7 separate regions of the Homo sapiens genome follow, and all the other regions are linked to region 5. A link is a loop called in an ENCODE intact Hi-C map of the cell type or tissue named here. Cell type or tissue: CD4-positive, alpha-beta T cell. All regions are shown on one strand. Region 1 has its middle 7.1 kb from the start of BLTP1. Region 2 overlaps IL2 (interleukin 2). Region 3 holds the start of BLTP1 (bridge-like lipid transfer protein family member 1). Region 4 has its middle 7.2 kb from the start of BBS12. Region 5 holds the start of TRPC3 (transient receptor potential cation channel subfamily C member 3). Region 6 overlaps BLTP1 (bridge-like lipid transfer protein family member 1). Region 7 has its middle 41 kb from the start of IL21-AS1.

Region 1 (4,000 bases), 190 kb after region 5:
AAAATCCATCCAGCCACCCTATGTATTTTGGTTTGAGAGTTTAGTTCATTTACATTCAGTATTATTATTGATAAGTCAGGACTCACTCCTGCCATTTTAAACAATTGGTTTCCTGGTTGTTTTGTGGTCTTCTGTTCCTTACTGTCTTATTTTTTGTGAAGGTGATTTTTTCTTGCTGTATGTTTTAATTTCTTCCTTTTTATTTTTTACATATCTGTTGTAGGTTTTTTGATTTGAGGTTACCATGAGGCTTGAAAATTACATCTTATAACCCATTATTTGAAATTGATGGCAACTTAGCCCAGATTGCAAAAACAAACTAACGAAGCAAAGAAAAAACGAATACTAATTCTACAACTTTAGTTCATCCCTCCTGCTTTTTAACTTTTTATTGTTACTATTTATATCTCTTTATACTATCTATGTCTCGAAAAGTGTTTGCTGTTACTATTTTTACTAAGTTCTTTTAGTCTTTCTTTTAGTATACAAGTAGTTTACACACCACTATTACAGTGTAATAATATGTTTATCTGTGTACTTACTATCACCAGTGAGTTTTGTACCTTAAGATGATTTCTTATTGCTTGTTAATGTCCTTTTCTTTCAGACTGAAGAACTCTGTTTAGCATTTCTTGTAGGACAGGTCTGGTGTTCATTAATTCCCTCAGCTTTCACTTATCTGCGAAAGTCTTTATTTCTCCTTCATGTTTGAAAGATATTTTGCTGGACACACTATTCCAGGATAAAAGTTTTTTTTTTCCTTTATTACTTTAAATACATCATGCCACTCTCTCCTGGGCTGTATGGTTTCCACTGAGATGTCTGCTGCTAGACGTATTGGAGCTTCTTCTATGTAATTGTTTCCTTTTCTCCTGCTGTTTTTAGGGTTCTTTCGTTATCCTTGACCTTTAGAAATTTGATTATTAAATGCCTTGAAATAGTCTTATTTGGTTTAAGTCTGCTTAGTGTTTTATAACCTTCTTTAATTTGAATATTGATATCTCTCTCTAGGTTTGTAAAGTTTTCTGTTATTATGCCTTTGAATAAACTTTCTACCTCCTCCTTGAGGCCAATAACTCTTGGATTTGCCCTTTTGAGGCAATTTTCTAATATCTTAAATTCATGCTTTATTCTTTTTTTATTCTTTTTTTGTCTTCTCTGACTTTGTATTTTCAAATAGCCTGTTTCATGCCCACTAATTCTTTCTTCTGCTTAATTTTGCTATTAAGAGATGCTGATGCATTCTTCACTATGTCAGTTGAATTTTTCAGCTCCAGAATTTCTGCTTGATTCTTTTTAATTATTTCAGTGTTTTTGCTAAATTTATCTGATAGGAGTCTGAATTCCTTCTCTGTGTTATCTTGAATTTCTTTGAGTTTCCTCAAAATAGCTATTTTGAATTCTCTGTCTGAAAGGTCACATATCTCTTTTTCTCCTGGATTGGTGCCTTAGTTTGCTTGGTGAAGTCATGTTTTCCTGGATGGTCTTGACGCTTGTGGATGTTAGTTGGTGTCTGGGCATTGAAGACTTAGGCATTTATTGTAGTTTTTGCAGTCTGGGCTTGTTTGTTCACATCCTTCTTGAGAAAGCATTCCAGGTATTTGAAAGGACTTGGGTGTTGTGATCTAAGTTTTTGGTCACTACAGCTATATCTGTATTAGGGGCCACACCAAGCCCATTAATGCTATGACTCTTGCAGACTCACAGAGGTACCACCTTAGATAAGATCTGGGAAAATTCTCTGGATTACTAGACAGAGACTCTTGTTCTCCTCTGTCACTTCCCCTACTAACTCCCCAAAATGGAGTCTCTGTGTGTGTGTTGAGATACTTGGGATTAGGAGAGAGGTGATACAGGTACTCCTGTGACCACCATACTGGAACAGTGCAGGGTCAGACCTGAAGCCAGCATAGCACTGGGTGTTACCAAGGCCAACGGCAACCACTGCCTGGCTACTGCCAATGTTCACTCAAGGTTCAAAAGCTCTTCAGTCAGCAGTTAGCCAATGTAGCCATGCTTGTGTTCTTCCCTTCAGGGCAGCAAGCTCCCCTCTGGCTCAGGGAAAGTTCAGAAATGTCATCTTGAGCCAGGCTCTAGAGTCAGGAACCTTAGGAAGCTACTTGGTGCTCTATTCTACTGCAGTTGAGCTGGCACCCAAGACACAAGACAAAGCCCTTCCCACTTTTTTCTCCCTTTCCTCATCCGGAAGAAGACTCTTCTCATGGCTACCACCATCCCAGGCCCACGACGAGTACTACCTGGCTACCTTCGATATTGACTTAAGACCCAAGAGCTCTTCAGTCAGCTTATGGTGAATGCTGCCATGGGTCTCTCCCTTCAGGGCAGCAGGCTCCCCTCCGGCCCAGGGCAGGTCCAGAAATGCTGTTCAGGAGCCAAAGCCTGGAATTGGGGACCACAGGAGCCTGCTTGGTGCTCTACCCCACTGTGGCCAACCTGGTACCTGAACTACAGAACGAAGTCTCCCTTATTCTTCCCCCTTCTTTTCTCAAGGAGGTGTCTCTCCCTATGTCCACCACAGCTGGGAATGTACTGGTTCACACTAAAGCCAGCATGTCTCTGAGTCTCACTCAGTGAGTACTACCTTATTATTATTGATGTTTATTCAAGACCCAAGAACTCTTTGGTTAGCAGGTGATGAATCCTGCCAGGACTGGGTCCTTCCTTCAAGACAGCAGGTTTCCTTCTGGCTCAGGGTGTATTTATTATGCCCCCCTGGGAGCTAGGGCCTAAAATGGGGACTTCAAGACAGCCTGTGCCATATTCTACTGTGGCTGAACTGGTATCCAAGTTGCAAGACAAAGTCCTCTTTACTTTCTCCTGTCCTCTCCTCAAGTGGAAGGGAAGAATCTCTCCCGAAGCTGCAAGCTGCACTGCCTGGGACTGGGGAAGGTTGACACAAACACCCCCTTGGCCTCCCCAGCTGTTGTCTCAGTAGGATGCATGCACCCCAAGTCCACTGGCTCTGAGTGTAGCACAGAACCAGGACTTGCCCAGGAATTGTAGTCCCTGTGGCCTAGACTGCCTATTAAGTTTATTTAGGACTCCAGAGCGCTTTAGCCCATGGTGGAGAGGCTTGCTGGAACTCAGGTTCTGGCCGCTGGGATGGACAATTCAACTCTTGCTAGGGCTGGTCTAAATGCTCAGGTGGACATCAGCTGATTTCTGCCCTGTGTTGCTTTCCACTGTGACAGGGCATCACTGAATTCCAAAGTGAAGTCCCACAATCACTGCACTCTCCTTCCCCAAGTATACAGATTCTTTTTGCAGAAGATGTGGGAGGGGTGGTTTCATCGATTCAAGACTGTCTTTTCTACCGACTTCAGTGCTCTTTCCTTGATATGATGTTAAAATCAAATACTGTGATCACTCACCTGATTTTTGGTTTTTATGAAGGTGCTTTCTTGTGTGGACAGTTCTGGTGTTCCTGAGTGGGGAATGATCACTGGAGGATTTTATTCGGCCTTCTTACTGCACTCCTCTTCCAGTCAACGTATACTAACAATAGCAGTTGTTATAATGATTATTTCAATCAGCAAATATGAATATGCAGTGTTAGTCAAAAATGTAATGTCCTTTAAATATAACAGATGTTTAATTATTGCATCATACTTTAAGTTGAGAAGTATAGGCAGTAACTGCGAGCACTAGATGATGGTAACGTTACTTTTAAAGTATGGTTCATTTAATGGAAATTCAAATAAAGTATGTGGTAGTTCACATTCAAATGCAAGGTGTGACATTTATTGGTTTTTAAACATTCTTTAACATGTTTATTTTAATATAATGTTGTATTATCTGAAGCTAATTGTTTCTTCCTTCCTTTATTTAATAACCATTTATTGAATGTTTACCTTATACAGGACTCACTGCTAGGCCTAAATACAAAGATCTGTAAGACATAATTCCTTCCTCAGAGAATTTACAGTCTAGTATGGAAACAATAGGTATTTCAAAACAGAAAAATTGGAAACCATCATGA
Region 2 (4,000 bases), 500 kb after region 5:
TATATTCCATAAGCAGCTGATGGATCAGCCAGTGAACTGAGGGGAATTTATATGTAGATACATGGGTTCCTTCCCTGCAGGTCATTCCTTTATGGGGTTTTGTCACTTAAATTCCATCTACTTTGACAACCCTCAACTACTCCTGCCTCTTAACTCCTCATAGGACTGCCACTTCATTCCTTCATTCTTGGGTTCCATTTTCTTATGTCACAATTTGGAAAATGCCCTCAGGAAAAAGCAATAATGTCTGTTGTGTGCATTCCTTCTTTTGAGGACTGAAACCTGCAAGACCTGCCTGTATTGGTTGCTTTCATCACACAGGGAAACAGCTACTGCACCTAGGCCTGAAGAGAAGTATAGAGGAGTAGGTACTAGAACCTTGAAAGATAGGTAATAAAAGGCAACTTTGAGGGGAATTTCATCTTTGGTCAAGTGATACAGCTATCCCATGGTGATCTCACATTCACCTCTTACCAGGAATCCCATGTGGTCAAACTCAGCTAGAAACCAGAAGGCAAGAAAATACATTAATGTATTCCACACAATTTGACTTAGCAGGCTGAAGATCAGGATGGAAAAGGATATAGTGTTGTTTTTGAGGGAAAAGTAGAAGATACACGGTTCACACCTTCATTCCTCAGCATGTGCTCTCTTCCTTCCTTTGGGAAGAAGGTTTGTGTTCCTAGCAAAGGAGACACATGAAATCCCATCAGTTATTGTATCATTATAGGGTAATGTCAATTCAGCAATACTTTTCCTGAAATCTAAAATGTTAGGTATCACCAGTGTTCTTCACATAAAGAATAAGAGACGATGTCAAGTCCAACTTGACATAGTAAAGTATAAAAAATGGAGAAAAACAAAACTGCTCAAGTCTGTTCTCTGCCTCAATAGCTAGTCATGAAAATTGGTTAGTACAGCTGCATTCTTCCACTACCCTTTGCGTGTTCCCCTTTACCCTCTGCCATTACTTTGGTTGGGTGGCATTATTTACCTGGTGGTATACTCTATATCTCACTTCTGTGAAATCTGAGTCTTTGATGTTCTTGAATTTTAAGGATTGTTACAGTTTTCCATTGACCAATACTACTAAGGATAGAAAGCTAAGAGATTCCCCACTGAATTTCCTGAGTTCCAAATATAGTATTACCTATTGTGTAGTCGTTGCCCGGTTCTATAGAAGGCACTGAGTTTCCCCCTTTTCATCAAAATCAGTCACCCTGCTCAGTACGGTGGTCCTTTACGTGCTTGTTGGTTCAGCTATATGAAGAACCCCTAAATGGCCAAAAGGTAGTCTCAGCCATTTCATCAGTTCTCTGGTAGAAGTCAAGGCACCTGGTAGAAGAATGCCTCATTGAGCACTAAGACCTTAAAACTGACCAAGATAAGATTTAGTGGATGAGATGTGAAAAAAAAATCTTCCAAGTGAGGTATTTAATGAGAAGGGTCCCTTTTACTTCTACTCCTTGGCAATTTTGAAGAGAGGAACGACTTCTTCAAAGCTGCTGAAGAGGCATTCTGGTTGCCCATGTATGTTTTTAATTGTATGTTGATAACTTTTTTTTTCCTTTGTTCTCTGTCTGGGGTCATCATCATCAAAAGAATCTAGGTAATAATCATAATTTTTATAACTGTTGTTTCTGTAGCAACTAAGTGCCACAGCCATTTGACCTCACAACATCTTGCCATCTGTCTGCATTTCATCCCATTCTACCATTGATGATAAGTTCAGTAATTGCGATGCTACTACATTCCGTAGATTTCCCATGTCCTATTATCCTTGCATTCCTTGAATATATGAACAACCCAGTCCCAGAATCCTATTTTGAGGGTCTATTTTCTGGGGCTATTTCTGATACAATTACTGTATCTGAGTCCCAGCAGGAAATAGATGGCATACTCAATCAAAAGGAGGATTTAATAAAAGGACTATTTAAAAAGCTATGGTCAGAGTTCAGGGAAACTGCAAGGGATGGTACAAGTACCCTGGAGTTGCTAACAGCAAAAGTACCACCCTCCCTAGGCTTAAAGGGACAAGGGAAGATTACCAGAATCACTCAGAAGGAAAAAGTACCCAGAGTGCCACCTTGAGGTAATCTGGGTTCCTTGCTTGAGAGACACAGCCATCCTGGGTCTACTCCACAAGGAGGGAGTCAAGGGAATCTCTTATGTTCCTCATAGTTCCTACCAGCACTCCCCAGTGGCAGGACCCAATGGAAAGCCAAAGGGCAGGGAAGACCTTTGATATAGGCCATACAGGTGAGCCTCCTCACAGCACTGGGCAGGGTGTAAGATATTGGAGAATTCATAGCCACACCAAATCTATGAAGAGTTTCAAGAGTGTTTGTGTTTGGCATTTTAAGAAGAAGGAAAATATAATCTGCTAAGAGATGCCAGAACTAAGGGTCTGATCAGCCCTTGAAAGGACAAAGCAAGGGCTTTTGAGAAGTCTACATCTCTGTTCTACATATTTCTTCAGAGAAAGAGTGACTTTTGTAAGCATTTTAACCATCCTACAGTTCACACAAGTAACTAAGAAATATTTAAATGCTTACTCTGTGCTGTTTCCAAAATAACAAATATCCAGGCTTGTTTATATTTATCAAATTTATTAAATAGTTTTACTAACCAATCTACATAGATACTATATTTAACATTCAACATAATAATAAATATTTTGGGATAAATAAGTGAAACCATTTTAGAGCCCCTAGGGCTTACAAAAAGAATCATAAAAGATCCATATTTATAGTTTTAAGATTAAGAATAATAGTTACAATAGGTAGCAAACCATACATTCAACAATAAATATAAAATTTAAATATTTAAATAAATAGAAGGCCTGATATGTTTTAAGTGGGAAGCACTTAATTATCAAGTCAGTGTTGAGATGATGCTTTGACAAAAGGTAATCCATCTGTTCAGAAATTCTACAATGGTTGCTGTCTCATCAGCATATTCACACATGAATGTTGTTTCAGATCCCTATAAAAGAAAAATGTTAATTTTTTAAAGTACAGAGTAGTTTACCTTATATACAGTTATTCCCAATTGAAGTCTTATAGGCCTGTTGCCTTTATTTTCAAGCTTACCAAACATATTAATTATTCACATTTTCTTGAAATGATCAAAATGAATGCCAAAATTACATATTTTGTTATGATACCAAATGATAGTAACACAGAAGCTGAGATTTTCCTCATTTGTTAATTCAGTCAATGAACACAAAAATTTTTTCCCTAAATTGGGTGCAAATAAAGATTTAAATAAAAATAGATCTAGACAAATATTAAATGCTGGATGTGAAATAAACTTGATCGCTTTTCCTCTGAATGTACACCTATATTTGTGTAAGTTAAATGTATGAATTGATATGCACATTATACTTTCTTCTTTTCTAAATCTTGATTAGAGTCTCCTATTTTTCTACTTAAGTGAATCTCCTTATATTTTCCCCAAAGCAGAACAGAACTACACTAGAGTAAGCTAGGACATGCTTCTGTTTGGGATAAATTTGTGTGAAGAACATCTTCATAAATACTTACACCTATCCCTACCCCATCATAGTATCAATGCAGGTGAATTTGCCAACTTTTAAAAGTTTAAACATTAGAAATTTTGTTCTGTGGACTGGCTTTTTAGAAATTAGGCTTCTCTGCTGAAAGGAGCTATTTAAACGCTTCCTCTAGTTGATAAGCTAAGGAGGAAATATTTTGATATATAGTGAGATTTAAAAGAGAGCTTTTCAAATTTGAAGTGATTCCTACCCTGGGAACAAAAGCAGGTGAGATAGAGTGTTCCCTTTAAATAAGTATTCTCTTTTAAAAAACTGTTGCAGTGTTCTGTATCCTCTTAAGCATAATTGTTTAAATATTGTCATATCTTGGGATTTTTTTATTTTAAAAAGTGTTTGGCTTTTGAAACACAGTTTTCAGATTTTTGCATGGTTTTGTCTTAAATTTGTATCAAGAGTTAAGAATGAGTTTTCTGATGTTAATTA
Region 3 (4,000 bases), 200 kb after region 5:
AGATCACACTATTGATATAGATGACAATTTGGATACAGTTCAAGTGAATTATGTAGAGTGAAAAAAGCCTGTTCCTAAAGGTTACACACTGTACACTTTCATTTATATAACATCCTCAAAATGATAAAATTACAAAGATGGAAGACAGATTACTGGTTGCCAAGAGTTAGGGTTGTTATATGGGGAGGAGGGGTGGGTGCATCTATAAAGGGGTAGTAAAAGGGAGATCTTTGTGGTGATAAAAGAGGTCTGTATTGTTTGTAGTGATAGTCACATGGAATTACACACGATAAAATGACATAGAGCTACATACAGACATTGTACTAATGTCAGATTCCTGGTTTTCTTACTGTACTATAATTATACAAGATGTAACTATGGGGGAAACTGGGTGAAGAGTACATGAGACCACTCTGAACTATCTTTGCAACTTCCTGTGAATTTATAATTATTTCAAATAAAAAGTAAGATATAAAAAATCACTTGAAGGCTTTCATCATTAGAGAAATTCTTCTTGGATTCAATGGAGACAGTTTCTTTGGCATCCTTACTTTAACGGCATGCTAGAGAAAAATGAAAAATAGGTGGGAGACTGGAGAAGGCAGTAAGCCTTGCCATGCAAATTTAGTGAGCCATATGAAATGTCAAAGAGCATAATTATTTTCACAAGACTAAAGGCCTTTAGAATAGAGGCTTCTAAAATAAATAATTCATTTATACAATGTCGCCTAATGCATAGCTGTAGTTACAGGGTGACTCTTGATCACAGGGATGGAAAGGAAGTAGAGGCAGAAACTTCCAGATTCCCACAGTCCCCTCACACGGTTACAGAAAGGCCATAGTGAACTTCCTTCTCTCCTCTCCCCTCTGCTACAGTGCAACTTAGTTTCAGTTTAGTTTTTGATTTGGGGAACTTGAACCATCTCTAGGTAATTTCTAGTCCAGAGAACTTGTACTTGCACAATGTCCTTCTTGGGCAAAATCCGAAGTTTGGCTGTAGCAAATTTGAATCCTTGTGGTGGTTCCCTTATTACAAAACAAAGATTGACTAGAAATCTTCCAGATGTTGAAAAAGACAACTGAAATTAATTTCTTTGTAGAGGGGCAGAAATAAACTCTAAAGAGTTAATTGACATAAGGCCAGTACCAGTGTCCAGGTAGCAGAAGGAAGTAACTAAGACAGTGCATGCTTTTCTCCTTTTGGTTTTCATCCAGTCCTTCCATAAACCACTTCTGTCTGGGCCTCTATTTCCTTATATGCAATAACAGTTAATTGTTGTACCTCGTGTGTTTTCTGGCATTATCTTAAATTTGGTTTCATATCTGTTCCTTTTGAGGTGAGAGTGGAACAGCCATGTGGAAATATTAAGGTTGTAGTAAGTACCTCAGCTCCGGAAAGAAGTCAGAACTAGAGATTTAGACATTTGGAACTTCAGAGGCAGTATACAGTAATACTTTGGAGCCACATTTCTTGGGTCCAAACCCTGGTTCTCTAGCAAGTTATTTAACCTCTCAGTGTCTTAGTTTTTCAATTTGTGAAATGGAGATAAACGGGGATGAGAATAGCCTCACAGGATTTTGGAAGGATTAGTCAATAAGCCCTGCTAAACACTGTTTACTATTGCTAGTATATAGCGCAGACAAATAAATATCTGCGACATTCCTCTAATTCCAAGAAGTCGTTTGCCTTGGTTCACCCGCTAAATAATATTAAGAGCCTTTCTCTTTAAAAAGAGGAGCAGCAAATTACTTTTCATTAATATCATCAGCATAATAATAGACTTAGTTGAGAGATTCAGCGTGGCAGCACTTCACACAATCGAGCTCTCTTATTGATCATGTCATAACAGCATCTCTATTTCTTAAGGACTCATTTCACGTCATACACCCATCCGATGCTCCTTTTTCGTTAGCCTCCGTCTCCTAAGTGGGCTTATCTGTCTCCTGCTATCAGGAAGGCACTAACTTTTCCTTTGGGTTGTTAGGGTAGCAAAGTGATTTTCAAATTCAGGGTTCTGGCTCCTTCTGCAGCCCAGAGAGGAGGAAACAGGGCGGGACGCCGCCGGATTCCTGGGCAGGGCTTGAGTGGCGCACCTCGAGGCGCCGGCGACGCTGGCGTGTGACGTTGCTGCCTGACGCAGGCGCAGTGCCGCCCGGCCTCGGTTGGGACCCCTCCCCTCCTCCTCCGCCCCCTTGGGTGTCGGTGGCTGCGGCCAGGGTCTGGACCTGGGCGGCGGCCCCGGGCGGCGGGGCTAAAGGGTGTGGGCACCGGCAGAGCTTCGCAGGCTGCATCCGGCTCGGTGCTGCTGCCGTCGCCGCCCCTGCCGCCGCCCAAGGCCCTCGGCGTTCCCCGGAGAGAGGCCAGAGGGATTTCGGGCTGCCTCGGCACTCGCCCAGGTGAGGGGATGGGCCGGGCCAGACGGGGTTGAGGTCGTCAGCCCCTTTTTCCAGTGTCTCTGGAACTCAACCTGGTCGGAGTCTGAGAGCTTTGGCTTAGTAGTGGCTGCCTGCGGCGGCGACTCCTTCATATTCCTTTGCCATCCTTACCTACAGCCCTGGCACCTATAAACCGAGGGTTGGAGGTCAGTGGCAAAGTCTGGAAGGGCCATGGCAGTCGGATGGCTGGGGACTTTGATACAGGAGCAGTTCCTGCGGGTGATGGTAAGGCGCTCCACTTGCTGGTGTGTGGACTCGGCAGGAAGGACCGTGCACCCGCAGGCTCGGACTGCAGCCTTGCCAGCTGCACTGGGTTGTAGTAGACCCCATGCTGCTTAATATAGGGTCGGTTGACCGAGGGCGGGGAAGCCTTGGAACAACCCCCGCTTTCTTCTCTGGGATTGATGTGTTTTGTATTCTGAATTGGTGCTTGCTGCACTGCACTCTAGAAGACTACGTTTCAGCAGAATTTCCTATTGGTCAAAGGAAGGTGAAGAGAAGTTGATTTTTCTTCCGGAGAGTATTAGTTGTTGTCGTTTTTTTTTTTTTTTTTTTTACCTTCCTGTTGGCCTTAGTGTTGACGTTTGTTAAAGGTAAAAGTTCATGTGAATTTCCTTTTTAAGGAAATCATGGGCTTTATAACTGTCTAAGCGCCTGTAAGTTTCAACCGGTTTAGTGGTTTCTGCTTTCACCCTGTGCATAGCAATGAAGTTGTTTTATTCCAAGTTAAATATACAAAGTATAAAAATAGATGAATAACCAGAATACTTTGTAACTATTGAGTGGTACATATAATTATGTGCATATATTATCACATTTAATCATCAAAACAATCCTATAATGTAAAGTCTACTATTCCCATTTTCTAGATGAAAGAACAGAATAGACCTACAAAGTAACATGTTCAAAGTCAGAGCTGTGACTGAAACCAGGTAATCTGACTCGTTTGCAGTCCCTTAGTCAGTATGCCATACCAACTCCCAAGCACCCTGTGATTTTGCAAGATTTTCATTTGATAAAAAGTATGCCAGGAAGGACATTATGGCACTGTTCTTGCCGGCAAGGACCCAACAGTTTGAGAGAAACTTTCTCAATGTGCATTTTGAGTTATGTTTTAAACATAGGATTTGATCTCTAGGACCTTTGATTACCAAACTCATGCTCTTAAGTACAGTGGTTTTGGAGTCTTTGGAAGGCTTCAGTTTGGAAGTTGTAGTTTTATTTTATACTTAGGAGTATTTGTTGTTTGGAAACTTTAAACAAGGAAACGTAATATTGGACTAAAAGAGTTTCGTCCTGTTTGTGCATGATTAAGTAACGAAATCATATAATCAGAAATGGTTATGCTGCTCGTAAAGCCAGAATACCTTGTATAATTAGTTAAAATGCCATACTTTTCAGGTTTGTTAAGATGAAACACTGCAGAAAGGCTATCTGAAGAAAAGTAGAAGGAAAAACAGAACGTTGCAAACTCTGGAAAAAAACTTGGGTAAGTATTTTTGGCTAAGTTTTAAAAAGGTCAAATTTTCGGTTAAAGACTTTTTTTTTTTTTTTTTTTTTTTTT
Region 4 (4,000 bases), 770 kb after region 5:
AATATGAATTTTTATCCATTCTGGAATGAAAGCAAGAACTGAAATTGGGTGTTGTGGCCTCTTTGATGTGTTTGTTATCAGTCTGTCTTTGGAGTTGCAAAAGTTCTGTCAGCACAAACCATAAATTTTCCCCACTTCTGATACTACCTGAAACCTGGCAGGTGGTTAATTTCATTGCCAACAATCTGCTTATTGCAACTAAAATATAAATCAGAACTCCAGGACATCTATACTAAACAACAGCTTAGAGGAAGAAAGTATTTGAGTGGCAGGTTCAGGGTGGCAGGAACTGCAAAATGGGATGTTTAAAAAAGTTCTTAATAGCCCTCTCATTGGTGAACTAAAGTCCCCATGATATCTAAGCTACAGAAAGAGGCAGCAAACTCACTGAGTTTCAGATGCGTGTGTGACAAGCAAATAGTTATAAAAGAGCATCACCCTAATAGATGATATTGCTATTTTAAATATGCCATCATGTAATAAGTCTATTTAATCTCATCTTTATTTAATATTTGATAGAACTCTTAGTTGGTTCCTTGTATATCTAGCCATTCAATAGGGGAGAAGTTAACACAAGTCTCAAGATGGAGGACTATAGCAGTAATCTATTGCTGCATAACTGTCCCATAACTCAGTAGCTTAAAATAATTGTTATTGCACAGTTTCTATAAATCAGAAATCCAGGGGTGGCTTCACTTGTTCCTCTGCTTCAGGGTCTCTCACTTGTTGTAATCAAAGTGTCAACTAGAGTTGTACTATCTCAAAGGTCAACTGGAAAAAGATCACTTTCAAAGCTCGTTCACATGGTTGTTGGCAGAATTTGGTTCCTCAGGAATGGTTGGAATAAAAGCCTCTTAAATTGTCCATATATTGATGAATTTGATCTTGCTCTGAAAAGAGGAGGAGAAACATAGAGAACTAGATATGCTTGAATTTGTTTTGGAATTAAAGCAAGTAAATTCTGTGATCTTTGACTAAAATTCTCCAACCCTTCTTATCTGACATATAAGATACAGTCTCAGACTCTTACCTTATCTGCCTTTACCTGACTGTGAAACCATAAAATAGTTATAATTTTCCCTTTTTTAAATAATAAAATTTATAAATTTCAACAGTATTTTGAGTAGGGAAGCATTTTGAGATGTAAGCACTCTATCAAATTCCAACTTATCTACCATAAAAGGGTCAGTTTCTACAAGGCAATCACAAAGTCCTGAATATGTTCCAGAATAGCTCAAGAGTTCTGTCCTGGTCTTTGATTTTTGTGTTCTAGTAATATTCCCAGGGCCATTCTTAGGATTTGAGGCATTTTAATTGGGTATACAAGAAGTTATCCCTAAAACACAGAGGGATAGATTTAAATAAATAGATCCAAAACTTACAAAACTTTCCCTTACTCCAGTATGGGCTTAAATCCAGATCATCTCAACTAAAAGGTAAAGATGATTATGTTTCAAAAGGAAAATTCAATGCCATGATTTTTTTTTAAATATCCTTTCTTTTTTTACTCTTAGAATTAGGCTACAGTCTGGTAAGAGTCATATGGCCATTATGAGACTAAATACTGTTAAAAGACAAAGCATTGCCATTTTACTGTTACATAGCACAAATATCTGTAGAAATCATCTCATGAAGTAAACTTAAAATGTAGAGGCTTGGGTAGAATCAATATTGTGAAAATGATCATACTGCCAAAAGCAATCTACATATTCAATGTAATTGCCATCAAAATACCACCATAATTCTTCACACAACTAGAAAAAACAATCCTAAGATTCATATGGAACCACAAAAGAGCCCGCATAGCCAAAGCAAGACTAAGCAAAAAGAACAAATCTGGAGGCATCACATTACTGGATTTCAAACTATACTATAAGCCCATAGTCACCACAACAGCATGGTACTGGTATAAAAATAGGCACATAGACCAATGGAACATAATAGAGAACGCAGAAATAAACCCAAATACTTACAGCCAACTGATCTTCGACAAAGCAAACAAAAACATAAAGTGGGGAAAGGACACCCTAATCAACAAATGGTGCTGGGATAATTGGCAAGCCACATGTAAGAGAATGAAACTAGATCCTCATCTCTCACCTTATATAAAAATCAACTCAAGGCCATGTGCAGTGGCTCTTGCCTGTAATCCTAGCACTTTGGGAGGCTGAGGTGGGAGGATCATGAGGTCAAGAGATTGAGACAATCCTGGCCAACATGGTGAAACCCCGTCTCTACTAAAAATACAAAAAATTAGCTGGGTGTGGTGGCACGAGCCTGTAGTCCCAGCTCCTCAGGAGGCTGAGGCAGGAGAATCGCTTAAACCCAGGAGGCAGAGGTTGCAGTGAGCTGGGATCATGTCACTGCACTCCAGCCTGGGTGACAGAGCAAGACTCTGTCTCAAAAAAAAAAAAAAAAAAAAAAAATCAAGATGGATCAAGGACACAAATCTAAAACCTGCGACTATAAAAATTCTAAAAGACGACATCGGAAATACCCTTCTAGACAATGGCTTAGGCAAAGACTTCATGACCAAGAACCCAAAAGCAAATGCAACAAAAACAAAAGGTAAATAGGTGGGACTTAATTAAACTAAAGAGCTTCTGCACAGCAAAAGGAACAGTCAGCAGAGTACACAGACAACCGACAGAGTGGGAGAAAATCTTCACAATCTACGCATCCAACAAAGGACCAATATCCAGAACCTACAAGGAATTCAAACAAATTAGCAAGAAAAAAAACGATGCCATCAAAAAGTGGGCTAAGGACATGAATAGACAATTCTCAAAAGAAGATATACAAATGGCCAATAAACATATGAAAAAATGCTCAACATCGCTAATGATCAGGGAAATGCAAATAAAAAACCACAATGCGATACCACTTTACTCCTGCAACAATGACCATAATCAAAAAATCAAAAAATAATAGATGTTGGTGTGGATGCGGTGAAGAGGGACCACTTCTACACTGCTGGTGGGAAGGTAAACTAATACAGCCACTATGGAAAAAACTGTGGAGATTCCTCAAAGAACTAAAAGTAGAAATACCATTTGATCCAGCAATCCCACTACTTTTCCCAGAGGAAAAGAAGTCATCATACAAAAAAGATACTTGCATATCCATGTTTATAGCAACAGATACTTGCACATCCATGTTTATAGCAGCACAATTCCAATTCGCCATTGCAAAAACATGGAACCAGCCCAAATGCCCATCAATCAACAAGTAGATAAGGAAATTGTCATATATATATAATATGGAATACTACTTAGCCATAAAAAGAAATGAGTTTATGGCATTTGCAGCAACCTGGATGGAACTGGAGACTATTATTCTAAGTGAAGTAACTCAGGAATAGAAAACCAAACATCATATGTTCTCACTCATAAGTGGGAGCTAAGCTATGAGGATGCAAAGGAATAAGAATGATACAATGGACTTTGGGGACTCAGGGAAAAGTGTGGGAGGGGGTGAGAAACAAAAAACTACAAATTGGGTTCAGTGATACTGCTCAGGTGATGGGTGCACCAAAATCTCACTAAAGAACTTACTCATATAACCAAATACCACCTGTTCCCCCAAAACCTATGGAAATAAAAACATTTTTTTAAAGAAAAAAATATAAAGGCTGAAACACAATGCAAATCAAAAGGCAAATAACAAATGGTACAATGCATGCAACATATATGACAGACAAAGATTAATCTCTTTTGTATATAAAATGCTCTTACAAACCAGTGATTTTTTTTATTTATTATTTTTTGGAGACGGAGTCTCGCTCTGTCACCCAGGCTGGAGTGCAGTGGTGCGATCTCTGCTCCCTGCAAGCTCCGCCTCCCAGGTTCACACCATTCTCCTGCCTCAGCCTCCTGAGTAGCTGGGACTACAGGTGCCTGCCACCATGTCCAGCAAATATTTTTTATTTTTAGTAGAGACAGGGTTTCACCATGTTAGCCAGGATGGTCTTGATCTCCTGACCTCGTAATGCGCCTGCCTC
Region 5 (4,000 bases):
CCTCCGCACTAATGCCTCAAACCAACATGTCCAGCTAAATCTCACTGCTCCCCTATACATATCTATGTTCCAACCAAACTCAACTAATATTCCTTAAACATGCCTGGCATTTTGGGGAAAGAGAGGGCTTGAATTAAGTATTTACCTTGTCTCTGCTTCTTGTCCTATCTATCCTTCAAGGCCCATAAAGGTTTCCTTGATTTCCCCACAACTTAATGTTGTCCTTCTCTTCTTCGCACTTGACCCTTTATAACTCTTTGCGGTTTTTTTTTTGTTTTTTTGTTTTTGTTGTTGTTGTTTTTTTTTAAAACGGAACTGATTTTACTCTAATTTACAGCATAACTGCTCATGCCCAGTCTCATTCCCACCTCTCCCTCATGAGATTGTAAACTTCTTGAGTACAGGAAAGTTGTCATGCTTATCTTTGTGGCTTGCAGTACCTAGCCTACACTTTGCAAATATGCACGCTTGAGAAACGCTTGAATTGAGACTCATGAAAACTGCCTTCCAATATCTTTTTTGGAATTCATCACATATACTGAATAACTGAAACATTTTTAAAAAATGAGGCCGTCACTACAATGACATATTACTTGGTCCTAGGTTTGCAACCAATTGGGATGAAGGAAGTCTTGGTTTGAATCAGTGGTTCAATCAAGAGTTCTATCAACAGGTAAAAATAATCTTGTTAGTGATACAGCAGGTGACACTTTTCCTCCCAAGTCAGTCTATTTAAAATTTCCACATGGAATAGGGCAGCATGGAGCAGTGAAACCAGCAACAGAAGTACCCCGAGGAATTATCCTGGTAAAGGTGGGATTGTACCCTCAGCATCCTGCTCAATTTTAAATTCAGCTATGCTGTTCCGTCTCCTGAAATGACCCTGGGTATCCTTCTCGGAGTCCATCCTAGGGCTGTCGTGTTCACTTTTAAACAACAATAAATAAACACTGTTTATGAAACAGTGGCCGGATTCTCCTCAAAGGTGGAATAAACAGCTAATCTCTGTTACAGAGATCAAGCTAGTCTCCGATGTTACCAAGTGACAGGCCTGAAATAAACATGAAGAGCTTGCTGCCCTGCCTCTAGAAGAAACGTTTTTAATGTATATCTCCTTAAAAATGACTGGGTCTTCTTCTCGACCTCTACAAAATAAGTATACCACAACATTTACTTGCTGAATTACGTAAAGTTAGCAAACATATACAAAAGATGTTCTATTAGCAGTGAGACAGCAAGCCTACAATAGAATTTGCCCTAGGGTTTTGTGTAATTGACCTCAAATTTCGGAAGGCAAAGTGAATAATCTCTGCTCCGCCCTACTTTCTCAGATAAGAGTTCCGGTGTTTCATGTAGTCAGGATTTAAGGTTTTTAAAAAAGAAGAATTTTAAAAGGAATAAAAAAACAGCTACGTTATAAAAACCAATTTGGCAAAAGGAAAAATGGACAATGTTTTAAAACCTTAGGGAGACGGGGAAGTGAGCTGGTGGCGCTTTCATCCCAAAGGATATACCTTCCCTCCATTTCCTGGGCCGTTTCCATTCCACGCTTATCTTCAGCAATAACTGAACCACATCGGGATGCGTCGCTCATTTAAAATCAGAACTCTTCCCTATGGGATCTACTCCCAGCCACTGATTGTGTTCCTGTGTTCTACCGGCAGGTCCAGCCTGACCAGGCGCAGACTCTGCGCGCGCGGAGCAGCGCGCGATCCTGGGGATGCAGGGGTCATCCCGGAGGTCTCGGCCTCGGGCGGTGGGCCTCTCGCCGGCAGCAGGGGGCGCTGCAGAACCTCGGTCCCCATCCTGGAGAACCACCTCCCCGGCTCAGCCGGTCTGCGCCGCCCGCCACCATCCGACCCCAAGTTCTCTACCTAGTTCTGAGCGTTCTTCCTAAAAAAGACAGTAAACCCTGCGGCACTCCCAGTGTTACGTGACAGAAAAAATACAGAGCATCTCACCCTGTGAAACCGATCACCCTCTTTTTATCTTCTCTGCGTCTCGCACTGATTAAAAGCTGTCTCCAAGATTGGAAATTAAGAAAAGTTGCTCTTTCTCATGCATTAGCGCGCCGACCGCTCCTTCGTTTAGAAAGAGAGAGAGGGAAAGAAAGAAAGAGAAAAAGAGAGCCCGCGCGCCGGGGCGCGAGCCGCTGACCCTGCACCGCCTGGGAACCGCAGTCAAAGTTATCACTAAAGCGGTTCCCCGGCTGCCCGATGCCCACTCTCTCCCTCAGGGGACCCTATAGGGCTTCGGTTCCAGTTTTACCCCAAATGTGACTGAACCACAGAGAGACGAGGCGCCTGGGCAAACCTTCAACCCACACCCTGTATCGCACTGTCCCCTCCCTACTCCCCACTTCTCTGCCCCCGCCCCCGACGTCCCAGAGCGTCGGAGGGGACCCAAGTCCACGCTGGGACGCCCGGGAGGAGTTCAGGGTTCAAGTGCGCGCCTGGGTCTGTGCACATCTTCCCCTTCCTCGGCCTCCCTGGGTAAGCTCGGGACCCCGGGGTCCGTCTTCCAAGGGGTGCCCAGCCCTGGCAGCAGTCGTGCGAGCTCCTCGGCTCTAATACAGGGAGTGGCTGCTCGCCAGGATGCTTGTCTGAAGTCAGTGTGCCCGCCTGCGGGCTGTTCCGTGTGCTTGAGCCTGGACAGAGCCCCTGCCACGCACTCGGCAGCCCCTGTGTCCCTCCACCGCGCGGGACCGAGGGGGCGAGCCTCCGGCCGAGGTCTGTCCCCTCCAAATCACTCCAAATCGAACTGCCTGGCCGTACCATGTGGGTCTCGGAGGTCCCGGGCTCGACGTGGAGCCGCCCGGCGCGCGCCTTCCCGCCCCCCGCCCGGCACCGCCCTCCGAGGCGCGGGCCGCGGCCGGGCCCGGTACTCACAGGTCCGGCCCGTGGGAGAAGGGCGGCGGGCAGTAGCCGTGCGGCTCCCGCTGCGAGGGCGCCGAGCGCGGCTCCAGCCCCCCGTTGACGCCCCTCCAGCCCCGGCGGCGGCGCTGCGGCTCCGCGCCCTCGTCCTCGCCCTCGTCTTCCTCCTCCTCCGGCGCCGGGAAGGTCACCCTTGCTTGTTCTTTGCACTTCCTGACCTTGGTGGACATCGCGCCGGCTGCGGTCCGAGTGTGGGGGTGCCGGCTGCCGGCCTCCTCCGCCTTCGCGGCAGTGCAGTCTTCCCGCGGCGCCCCTTCACCACCTCCCGCGGCTTCCGGGGCCCCGGGCGGCCCAGGGCGGGAAGGCAGGAGCGGAGAGCGTCGCGGCCCGCGATCCAGCAGTTAGAGGCTAGCGCCGAAGCCGAGCTGCCGCCGCCCACCATCAAACCGTGGGAGCAGCTGCCGCGGCCGTGGCTGCGACGAGGAAGCCCGGGGCCGAGCGGGGCTCTGGTGCTGGGAGAGGCTCTCCAGCCCCGCGGCGGCGGCGATGCCTCCTCGGCGCCCGTCTCCTGTCTCCGACAGCATCACTTGCTAGGACAGCATCGTTACTCAGGGAGAAGGAGAGGGAGGGCGGGAGGGGGAAGAGGAGGGGGAGAATCAATTCCTTATCAGACAGAGCTGGAGAGGAAATCAGACAGACCGCAGGTGGGGAGTAAAGAAAGAGAAACTTCCCCTCCCCACTCTCTTTCTCTTCCAGAGGATCTAGGGCCCTTTTTGCATCTACAGAAACAAGTTTCCTAAGGAAGGGAAAAGGAAATCCACTGGCTTGTTAATTTTCCTGCAGCCAACTCTCCAAATTTGTCTCAAAAAGCATCACTTGTTCGTTGGGTTACTCCCGGTAAGACTTGGTTGAACCTACGGAGGTTTAAGTACCTTCCCCTGAGTGCCTTCGTACTCCATCCAGCCTGGTAATGTTTTAAACGTGCATGATGCTTCAGTTCTTTTAATGACTCTCAAAGGCGTCTAATAAGATTTATATACTTTCCAAGGAAGATTTTTCAGCGAAATGCAGTCTTCTTTTTAAAACACACTCACAAAAATTGCATTTTAGAATTCAAGACCAGTCAT
Region 6 (4,000 bases), 270 kb after region 5:
TGTTTTTTCCTTGCTGATTTGTTTGAGTTCCCTGTAAATTCTGTATATTAGTCCTTTGTCAGATGCATAGTTTGTGAAGATTTTCTTCCACTCTGTGGGTTGTCTGTTTATTCTGCTGATTATTTCTTTTGCTGTGCAGAAGTTTTTTAGTTTAATTAGGTCCCGTTTATTTGTTTTTGTTTTCGTTGCATTTGCTTTTGGGCTCTTGGTGAAGAATTCTTTGCCTAAGCCAATGTCTAGAAGAGTCTTTCTGATGTTATCTTAGAATTTTTATGGTTTCGTGTCTTAGATTTAAGTCTTTGATCTATCTTGAGTTGATTTTTCTATAAGGTGACAGAAGAGGATACAGTTTCATTCTTCTACTTGTGGCTTGCCAGTTATCCCAGCACAATTTGCTGAATAGGTTTTTGTTTCTTATTTTGTTTATGTGATGTGTCACATTTATTGATTTGTGTATAAACCATCCCTGCATCCCTGGTATGAAACCCACTTTTCGCACTTTATGTTTTTGTATGCTTTGTCGATGATCAGTTGGCTGCAAGTATTTGGCTCCACTCTGGCTTTATTTTGGGTTCTCTATTCTGTTCCATTGGTCTGCGTGCCTGTTTTTATAACAGTACCTTGCTGTTTTGGTAATGATAGCCTTGTAGTATATAGTTTGAAGTCGGGTAATGTGATGCCTCCAGATTTGTTCTTTTTGCTTAGTCTTACTTTTGCTATGCAGGTTCTTTTTTGGTTCCATATGAATTTTAGGATTTTTTTTTTTTCTAGTTGAGTGAAGAATTACGGTAGTATTTTAATGGGAATTGCAATTAATTCATAGATTGCTTTTGGCATTATGGTCATTTTCACAATATTGATTCTACCCAATTGTTGAATAGGTTTTTGTTTCTAATTTTGTTTATGTGATATATCACATTTATTGACTCATCCCTTCATCCCTGGTGTGAAACCCACTTGATCATGGTGAATTATCTTTTTGATATGCTCTTAGATTCAGTTAGCTAGTATTTTGTTGAGGATTTTTGCATCTTTGTTCATCAGGGATATTGATCTTTAGTTTCCTTTTTTAAATGTCTTTTTCTGGTTTTGGTATTCGGGTGATTACTGTCTTCAAAGAATGATTTAGGGAGGACTCCCTCTTTATCTTTTGGAATAGTTTCAGTAGGATTGGTACCATTTCTTTTTTAAATGTCTGATAGAATTCAGCTGTGAATCCATCTGGTCCTGGGCTTTTTTTTGTTGGCAATTTTTAAAAATTACTTTTTCTCTCTCACTGTTTGTTATTCATCTGTTCAGAGTTTCTGTTTCTTCCTGGTTTAATCTAGGAGGGTTGCATATTTCCAGGAATTTATCCATCTCCTCTGGATTTTCCAGTTTGTTCACCTAAAGGTGTTCATAGTAGCCTTGAATGATCTTTTGTATTTCTGTGGTATCGGTTATAATATCTCCAGTTTTGTTTCTAATTGATCTTATTTGGATCTTCTCTCTTCTCTTCTTGGTTAATCTCATGGATGGTCCATCATTTTTTTTTGTCTTGTCAAAGAACCAGCCTTTTGTTTTATCTCTTCAAGTTTTTAATGTTGATCGAACTCACTTAGACATTTATGTTATTTTTTAAAAATTCAATGTTGGAATTTAAAATATAACCCAGTGTTTTCTGTTATATTTGTGCATAAATTTGTCCATGCTTCAGAATTGTATTATAAAGACAGTTATTAAGATTTCAAGCAGGTTTCAAGTGGCATCTGTAATTAGGAGGTGGACAGCAATAGGGAATAGAGGAAAAAGCACTGGTTTTGTGAGCCGGTAGGTTTGGGATTTAAATATTAATCCCCCTACCAATTAACTGTATGACTTTAAGCCCTTCAACATTATTTCCTATGAAAAGATATTATGTACTGATGTCCATAACTCTAGTCAGAAGATAATTTTGTCAATAACCAAAGTGCAGAATTTACCAAAATACTGTCTTGGTTCTAATATTTAACAGATATGCTGACAATGTTAACAGGAATATTTAACAACTTTTATTTACTACTGAGAGATCAAATGGCCAAAATTTAAATATAGAATCAATGGGAAAAAATAAATTAAATTGAAGCTAAATTTATATTTTCATGCAAAAGAAAACAGTAGTTGAAACACTTCTGCATAAAAAACCAGGATGAACTATGTGAAAGGAATTTTTGTTAATTGTTGGTAACACATGCCTTTATCTCATCAATAACCAAGATTGGATATTTTTATTAAAGCTGTTAAAACATGCCCAATAAATATTCCAACAGGAATATGTGAATTGTACTAGTTACCTAATTGAATTTAGCCAGACTGATTTTCAGTGAATTGCTTCCCCCAAAGGATGTCCTCGGTATTGCCTGAGAACTCTGAGGAGCAGTGATTGAAAACTGTTTAACCATGCAAACCTTCAGAGGTCTCTGAGGACCTAAATTACAAGGTTTTGCTGTAATTGGGGCAATGCCATGAAGTTTTTCTATAAAATAGGCTCTGTAACTTTTTGCATTTTTTGCTACTGAATATTTGCCAAGCAGCTATGTGTAAGTCTTAACATATGTTTTCTTTTGTATTTTAAGACAATAGGCCTGATGCCTTTTTATTAAATATAATAGGTTAAGGAAATGCATAATTTACAAATTTAGGCTCATAGGTGAAAATATATTTACATACCTCTTTTGACAGCAATTTGTGTTTTCTTAATATTTATAGGAAAACTACTTTGGGGAAGATGACATGTATATGGATTTTGAAGAGGTTATCTCAAGTCCTGTTTTGTCACTGTCAACATCATCCAGCTCTGGGTGGACTGCTGTTGGAATGGAAAATGACAAAAAGGAAAATGAAGGTTCAGCCAAGTCAATTCATCCACTTGCCTTGCGTCCTTGGGATATTACTGTACTTGTTAATTTGTACAAAGTTCATGGGCGTCTTCCTGTTGTAAGTGTTTACACATGAAAGTAGTCTGGAATATATTATAACATCCACCTGTGTATAGATGTGAAGCATTCAGCACACACTTAGAAAAAGAAAATCAGATTTAGAAACTTCTAAATTTATTCTTTTACTGTTATAAAACTCATGTATTTTCTTCATAATATGATTACTTGATCATTGGTAATTTTTATTTTCTATTTTTCTTCTAATTTAACTTTAGCTCCTTCTTTGCTATATGTGTAATGTCAGGACATCGTGTCATACATTGAGTTGTTGGGTTTATAATTAACCTGATGGGTGTTCAAGGACTTTACATTTTCTTAGCTTTTATCTCTAGACCCCAGACCAGTTTGGGGCCTTATGGTGGACCTGTTATAAAATGGAGTTTCTGGCTTGACCCTGGGGGTTGAATTATGTAGTTTGGATCTAGCACGGTATCCTGGGTCGCTCTAAGGACAACCTGTGGACCTGTTCTGGCTGACATGGAATGATATTAAATTGCCCCAAGAACCCAGGGACTTTGGTGCAGGGCCAGATGAGGTGTGTGTCCGGGTTGCAGTGGGGTGGTGGGGCCGGTGGCCCTCTGTTGCTTAGTGCAGCTAACGATCCTACTGAGGTACAGAATAGTTATTTTTCTCAGTAATCATAGTTTCTCTGTTTTTGAAAAACAAATTCTCTTAATCATGACAGATGTAATTTTTATTTTCCTATACTTCCTTACTTTTTGCCTTTTCTGCATTTCAACTGTGCTATTTCATTTGACTGTAGCATGGAACTACTGATGGTCCTGAATGCCCTACAGCTTTCTTGGAAAGACTATGTTTTGAAATGAAAAAAGGATTTAGGGAGACCATGCTGCAACTTATCCTGTCACCCCTGAATGTGTTTGTCAGTGATAACTATCAGGTAAGGTGAAAATGAAATATGGTGGAGACATAGAGATTTATTATTAATATTTATTGGGTTAAAACAATGTATTAGCTTCTGTGCATGGACTTTGTAGCTCTTTAAGTTGGAGACTTTTAAGTTAACTGTATTAAGAAGTTTT
Region 7 (4,000 bases), 630 kb after region 5:
CTTTCTTAAAATGAAAGTGAAGCAAATACTATGTCCACATTTATGAGTAGGCTCCTAGTGATAATGGAGCAAAGCAACTAGCCCTCAGGCAGGGCCTGGTAAGGTCACCATGCTTCACTCAGCACCTGGAGTCTCGCATAGCAAGCTCAGATGTGCCAGTTTAGAGGGTCTGACTCACATTAACCAATTCACAATATGCTGATCAGTTCCCAGGGTCTTTATAATAAAGCGGGAAATTACTCAACAGACTGGATATTTGTAAGTATGTAATTTTTACCAACAGGAGAGTGGCTTCCTTTAAAGTTCAGAGAACCCCTTATTCTGTAGTCCTCTCACAACACTGTCTGAAAGGGCTAATTCTAAAAAATATCTCATCATCCAAACTTTGTGGCTGGTACCCTAAAGAGGCCCTGGTTGAATGCAATGACGTCTGGGCTTCTATTTTGATGTACATGTCACAGCACTATGTCCTAAGAGACATGTTTTAAAGAGGCCTGAGAGAATCGAAGACAACCTATTCATAAAAACATTGATATGAATATAGATGTATAAATGTGCACATCACCATAATGTGAGTTTAAAAGTAGAGAGAAAAAACATCATGGAGAAAAACAAGTTTTTAAAGCACAATATACAGAATAATTTTACAACTAAAACTTTGTGGCCTAGAGCATCAAGCCTGTTAATTCGTCATTTCTTTATCTGCATTGCCCCCCAGTGGTAAAATGGCATTAGTCCTTTGGAGAAATTAGGTAGATTGAGAGTAAAGGAGACAGGCTGGAACAAGAAAGAGGCAACAGTTCAGATTAAAAAATAAAATAGAAAAGAAGGAAAGTTTTTGTTTCCTGGAGCAGTAATCAGGAGAGTTTGGCATGAGAATGTTGGGGAGAGCCCCTGGCACCTGCAGGAGCAGCTTTTGCTGCCCATGGACATTGGTTAGGTCTCTTACATTTCTTAGAATTGACGAGGTTTTGCTTTGCTTTGTTTTGCAGGCCTGTGTAGGGTGGGTGTTGTGATACTGAGTCACATTGCTCAGCCACCACTGTACCTACCCTGTACTCCCCATCATCTCAGAGAAATGTGGCCTAGGAAATTGGATGACATGGTCCATAGTATGCATTTAGCAGAGGAGATGTTGGCAGAATAGCTTAGTGGCCCAGAAATGCAGGGCATTCTACCCTTTTTAGCTACCCTGGGGACTCACAGACAGACGAGGGCCTTTTAAAGAGGGTGTTTGTTTATAATTTATGTCCATCTATTTTCAATGAGACAAGGAGAGCTACAATGAATATCACAGTCAAATGGACATTAGAAAAATAAAGATGGCAAACTAGAAACAATCTTGAGGAAGGAGCAGAAACAGTACAGGGACTTTGGCACAAGGTGATTACCACAACTAAGCATTGCATTTAGTTCTAAATTATGGCTAATGCAAACTGGAAATGCAGGGAATTATATAGTTTCCATTGCCTGGAGCAAGAAAACTTAACTGATCTTCAGAGATACACAGTTCTTGGCATTATATGACAAGAGGAATTCCAGAAATCCTAGATCCATAAATAAATATTGCTATTGAAAATTGAAATATTGCATTCAATTGCATTGAAACTATCCAAATGTATAGTTGATTCTCTTCCATGAGAGCTTGCAGACCTGTTACTACACCTAGTTAGTTCCCCTAACCTCTGGTGAGACCTCTAGTGGGCCATGGAGTTACTGCAAAGTGTCCGTGAATCTCGATTCTAGAGGGATCGTTTCAGTAGTGAAAAAATGTTTTGTGCAAATAAATGTACCAATATTTTTCAAAAATATTTAATATGAAGATTATTATAACTAGTAAAATATAAATTTATTTAAAAGAACTACTGAATTCACATTAGCTTCTAGTTATTACAGACTTTCTTAATTAGAGTCTACTAATAATGCCATTATTTTAAAATTGTATATTACAAGTAGGTCCTTGTGCTTGTAAAGGTTGTAAACCATCACTGGTGCAGACTATCTAGATGGTGTTATTAATCTAAGCGGAGAGGGCAGACACTGCCCACCCCTCCTTAATCATACTCTCAATAACTTTTTCATGTTCTATGATGAGCTCCAAGGAAGGCACTTTGTGCTCGGATGCTCTGGGGCTTTGCTCAGTAGTTAGCTTTGTGGTTTTAGGAGGCCCAAGAGAACTTCAGGGCTTTCCACTCTGAGCACTTTGTTCAGGAAGCTTAAGAGACTTGTTGTGGTTTCGGAAATGACATGCTTGAAGTTGGAGTTCGCACAAACTACTGCTCCTGCTTAAACAGATGGTAGGAAGAAAGACAGCCATAGGGGCTGGTGGCCTGAAAACCGAAGCTGTGGTTGTCTCCACAGACAACTGTTCTTCAACAAGCTTGCAATTAATTGCTCCACAGAGACATACGCACTTCTTTCATGTGGGCAAAGAAAGAACTTTATCAGACAAAAAGCCTCATTTCTCTTAAAACGGGATGAAGGGGAGGAAGTTAGGCAGTCAATCGGGGCAGATTTTACAACACTGAAAATCACGTTTTTGTTGAGTTCTCCCTTAACATATGGGTGACTCCATGCTGCTATAGATGCTTCGTAGATATTTGTGTTACTGTCAACTGCTGGCTGATAACTGCCATAAAGCCCCTAGAGAGGGGGAGGCAGAGCTCCCTCAAGCAAGCCTAAAATCTTAACCTACTGTGGTCTAACTCAACCAGCTTAACTTGGCTGTCTGGGGACAGAAGCTGATGGCAACAAGATTTCAAAAGTAAAATGGGCATGTGCAAAGCCTTGTAAGAAACAAAGTATTTCAGCCTCACCTGATGCAGTGGTGCCATTAAACAAGCTACCAAATCAGCATCGCAAAAACAGACTGGCATATTTGTTAAATATAGTACCAAGGTCACAAATAGTTTTTAGTTATAACTTTAAATTTATATATAGACACATATAAATTTGAATGTCTAGACAAAAATGCCTCTCCCACAGTCTATCATGGCTCCTAAGTTATACCATTGGAAATTCATTGATTTGAGCCAAGAGTCTTTTCTATCTCAGAATGTGAACATTCTGGTGGATGTGTCTGGTAGAAATGGGGAAAATGACACACATCTGAAGATGGGACAAGGTGCCAGTAAGGAAAATAGAATGATAAAGGAAAATAAAAGGTAAGACAGATAGTTCTCACAGCTTGGAATGTTTGGAATCTATGGTCAGAAACAAGGTGGCCAAAGGCAAAAATCACAAACTGGGCAAGGTTCTGCCGGCTTGTGGCCCAACCTCTCAGCTCCCCTCCTCTTCCCTGCCAGGCCCTCCTCCCCTTTGGCAGACTTGATCTCAAGCTTTAAGCTCTTTTTTACCCTCTTTGCTTTAGCAAACCTATCATATAAAGCGCACTGAACCAAGGAAACACACATTCACATCTTGATTCTTTGGCTAAGACATTCCATCTCTTTCCATCTTTCTTGTAAAATATGGTTATTACTATATATTTATATAGTATATATATATATGCTAAATATATATTATATATTTATATAGTGTATATATATGCTAAATATATATTATATATTTATATATAAAAATATATTTTTTCTTGCATCTTAACATTACTGAAGTCTGGAAACATTTTTAAATGAGTACCTTTTTTTTTGCACTTTCTCACAGGTTACTGTGAGGGCTGAATGTGCAAAACTTTTTCTAAAGTGTTGCCAATGTATAACCGTAGACAAATAAAATGCCCTGAGATCATTCCCTACAGCATCTGCTGTCTATGGAATGATGGTCCAAATGATTGCCAGTGACATCTCACAGGTTCCTACACAGCATGCACATGAGGACTTATAAAGTATAAAGGCTGCTGGAAGATGAATGTTGGTCTTCTGGCAGATGAAGAAAGAGGAAGGTTTGAGGACAGGCCAGCCATGTGGTGCTTCTCAGTATACCAGGTGGATAATCCTCACTCTTATTCCTGGGCTATTCTTCAGCAATTTTTATAGTATAG

Evidence for each region. Hi-C counts contacts between places; a loop is a spot of excess contacts. Peaks named below come from ENCODE experiments on the same cell type or tissue, not always from the same donor. Only the 100,000 strongest peaks of a DNase experiment are listed, where the experiment ranks them.
Region 1: it touches region 5 in a loop (1.8-fold over the local background); 35 of 110 quality-filtered maps call a loop at or near these places.
Region 2: it touches region 5 in a loop (2.0-fold over the local background); 5 of 110 quality-filtered maps call a loop at or near these places.
Region 3: a loop joins it to region 5, with 3 times the contacts of the local background. A loop is called at or near these places in 35 of 110 quality-filtered maps.
Region 4: a loop joins it to region 5, with 2.3 times the contacts of the local background. A loop is called at or near these places in 5 of 110 quality-filtered maps.
Region 6: a loop joins it to region 5, with 29 times the contacts of the local background. A loop is called at or near these places in 29 of 110 quality-filtered maps.
Region 7: it touches region 5 in a loop (7-fold over the local background); 19 of 110 quality-filtered maps call a loop at or near these places.

The regions. Positions count from the first base shown.
Region 1 is chr4:122,143,224-122,147,223 of GRCh38, forward strand. No RefSeq gene overlaps it. Among named protein-coding and RNA genes, the nearest start is that of BLTP1, 7.1 kb to the right of the region's middle. In CD4-positive, alpha-beta T cell, no CTCF peak of the experiment used is centred here; no DNase peak of the experiment used is centred here; H3K27me3 peaks cover 213 bases.
Region 2 is chr4:122,448,878-122,452,877 of GRCh38, forward strand. It overlaps IL2 (interleukin 2), which reads right to left. Exons shown (of 4, transcript NM_000586.4): 4 at 2,593-2,985. The coding sequence ends at 2,875. Among named protein-coding and RNA genes, the nearest start is that of IL2, 5.8 kb to the right of the region's middle. In CD4-positive, alpha-beta T cell, a CTCF peak has its summit at 2,104 (motif pointing left); a DNase peak (open chromatin) is centred at 2,094.
Region 3 is chr4:122,150,188-122,154,187 of GRCh38, forward strand. It overlaps BLTP1 (bridge-like lipid transfer protein family member 1), which reads left to right and starts at 2,144. Exons shown (of 88, transcript NM_001384125.1): 1 at 2,144-2,397; 2 at 3,838-3,925. RefSeq lists an enhancer at 1,435-2,236 and silencers at 2,059-2,248, 2,319-2,398. In CD4-positive, alpha-beta T cell, no CTCF peak of the experiment used is centred here; DNase peaks (open chromatin) are centred at 884, 2,114 and 2,734; H3K4me3 peaks cover 3,081 bases; H3K27ac peaks cover 3,028 bases.
Region 4 is chr4:122,723,496-122,727,495 of GRCh38, forward strand. It overlaps a transcript of BBS12 not described here. Among named protein-coding and RNA genes, the nearest start is that of BBS12, 7.2 kb to the right of the region's middle. In CD4-positive, alpha-beta T cell, no CTCF peak of the experiment used is centred here; no DNase peak of the experiment used is centred here.
Region 5 is chr4:121,948,578-121,952,577 of GRCh38, forward strand. It overlaps TRPC3 (transient receptor potential cation channel subfamily C member 3), which reads right to left and starts at 3,483. Exons shown (of 12, transcript NM_001130698.2): 1 at 2,889-3,483. The coding sequence starts at 3,103. LOC102724158 (a long non-coding RNA gene) reads left to right here and starts at 2,405. Exons shown (of 3, transcript XR_427598.4): 1 at 2,405-2,492. RefSeq lists silencers at 1,694-1,803, 3,074-3,343. In CD4-positive, alpha-beta T cell, CTCF peaks have their summits at 1,788 (motif pointing right) and 1,989; DNase peaks (open chromatin) are centred at 1,804, 2,404 and 3,274; H3K4me3 peaks cover 2,336 bases; H3K27me3 peaks cover 1,015 bases.
Region 6 is chr4:122,216,613-122,220,612 of GRCh38, forward strand. It overlaps BLTP1 (bridge-like lipid transfer protein family member 1), which reads left to right. Exons shown (of 88, transcript NM_001384125.1): 21 at 2,728-2,955; 22 at 3,721-3,858. Among named protein-coding and RNA genes, the nearest start is that of BLTP1, 66 kb to the left of the region's middle. In CD4-positive, alpha-beta T cell, a CTCF peak has its summit at 2,298; no DNase peak of the experiment used is centred here.
Region 7 is chr4:122,576,312-122,580,311 of GRCh38, forward strand. No RefSeq gene overlaps it. Among named protein-coding and RNA genes, the nearest start is that of IL21-AS1, 41 kb to the right of the region's middle. In CD4-positive, alpha-beta T cell, CTCF peaks have their summits at 701 (motif pointing left), 1,718 and 1,924; DNase peaks (open chromatin) are centred at 720, 1,710 and 2,300; H3K4me3 peaks cover 1,091 bases; H3K27ac peaks cover 1,017 bases.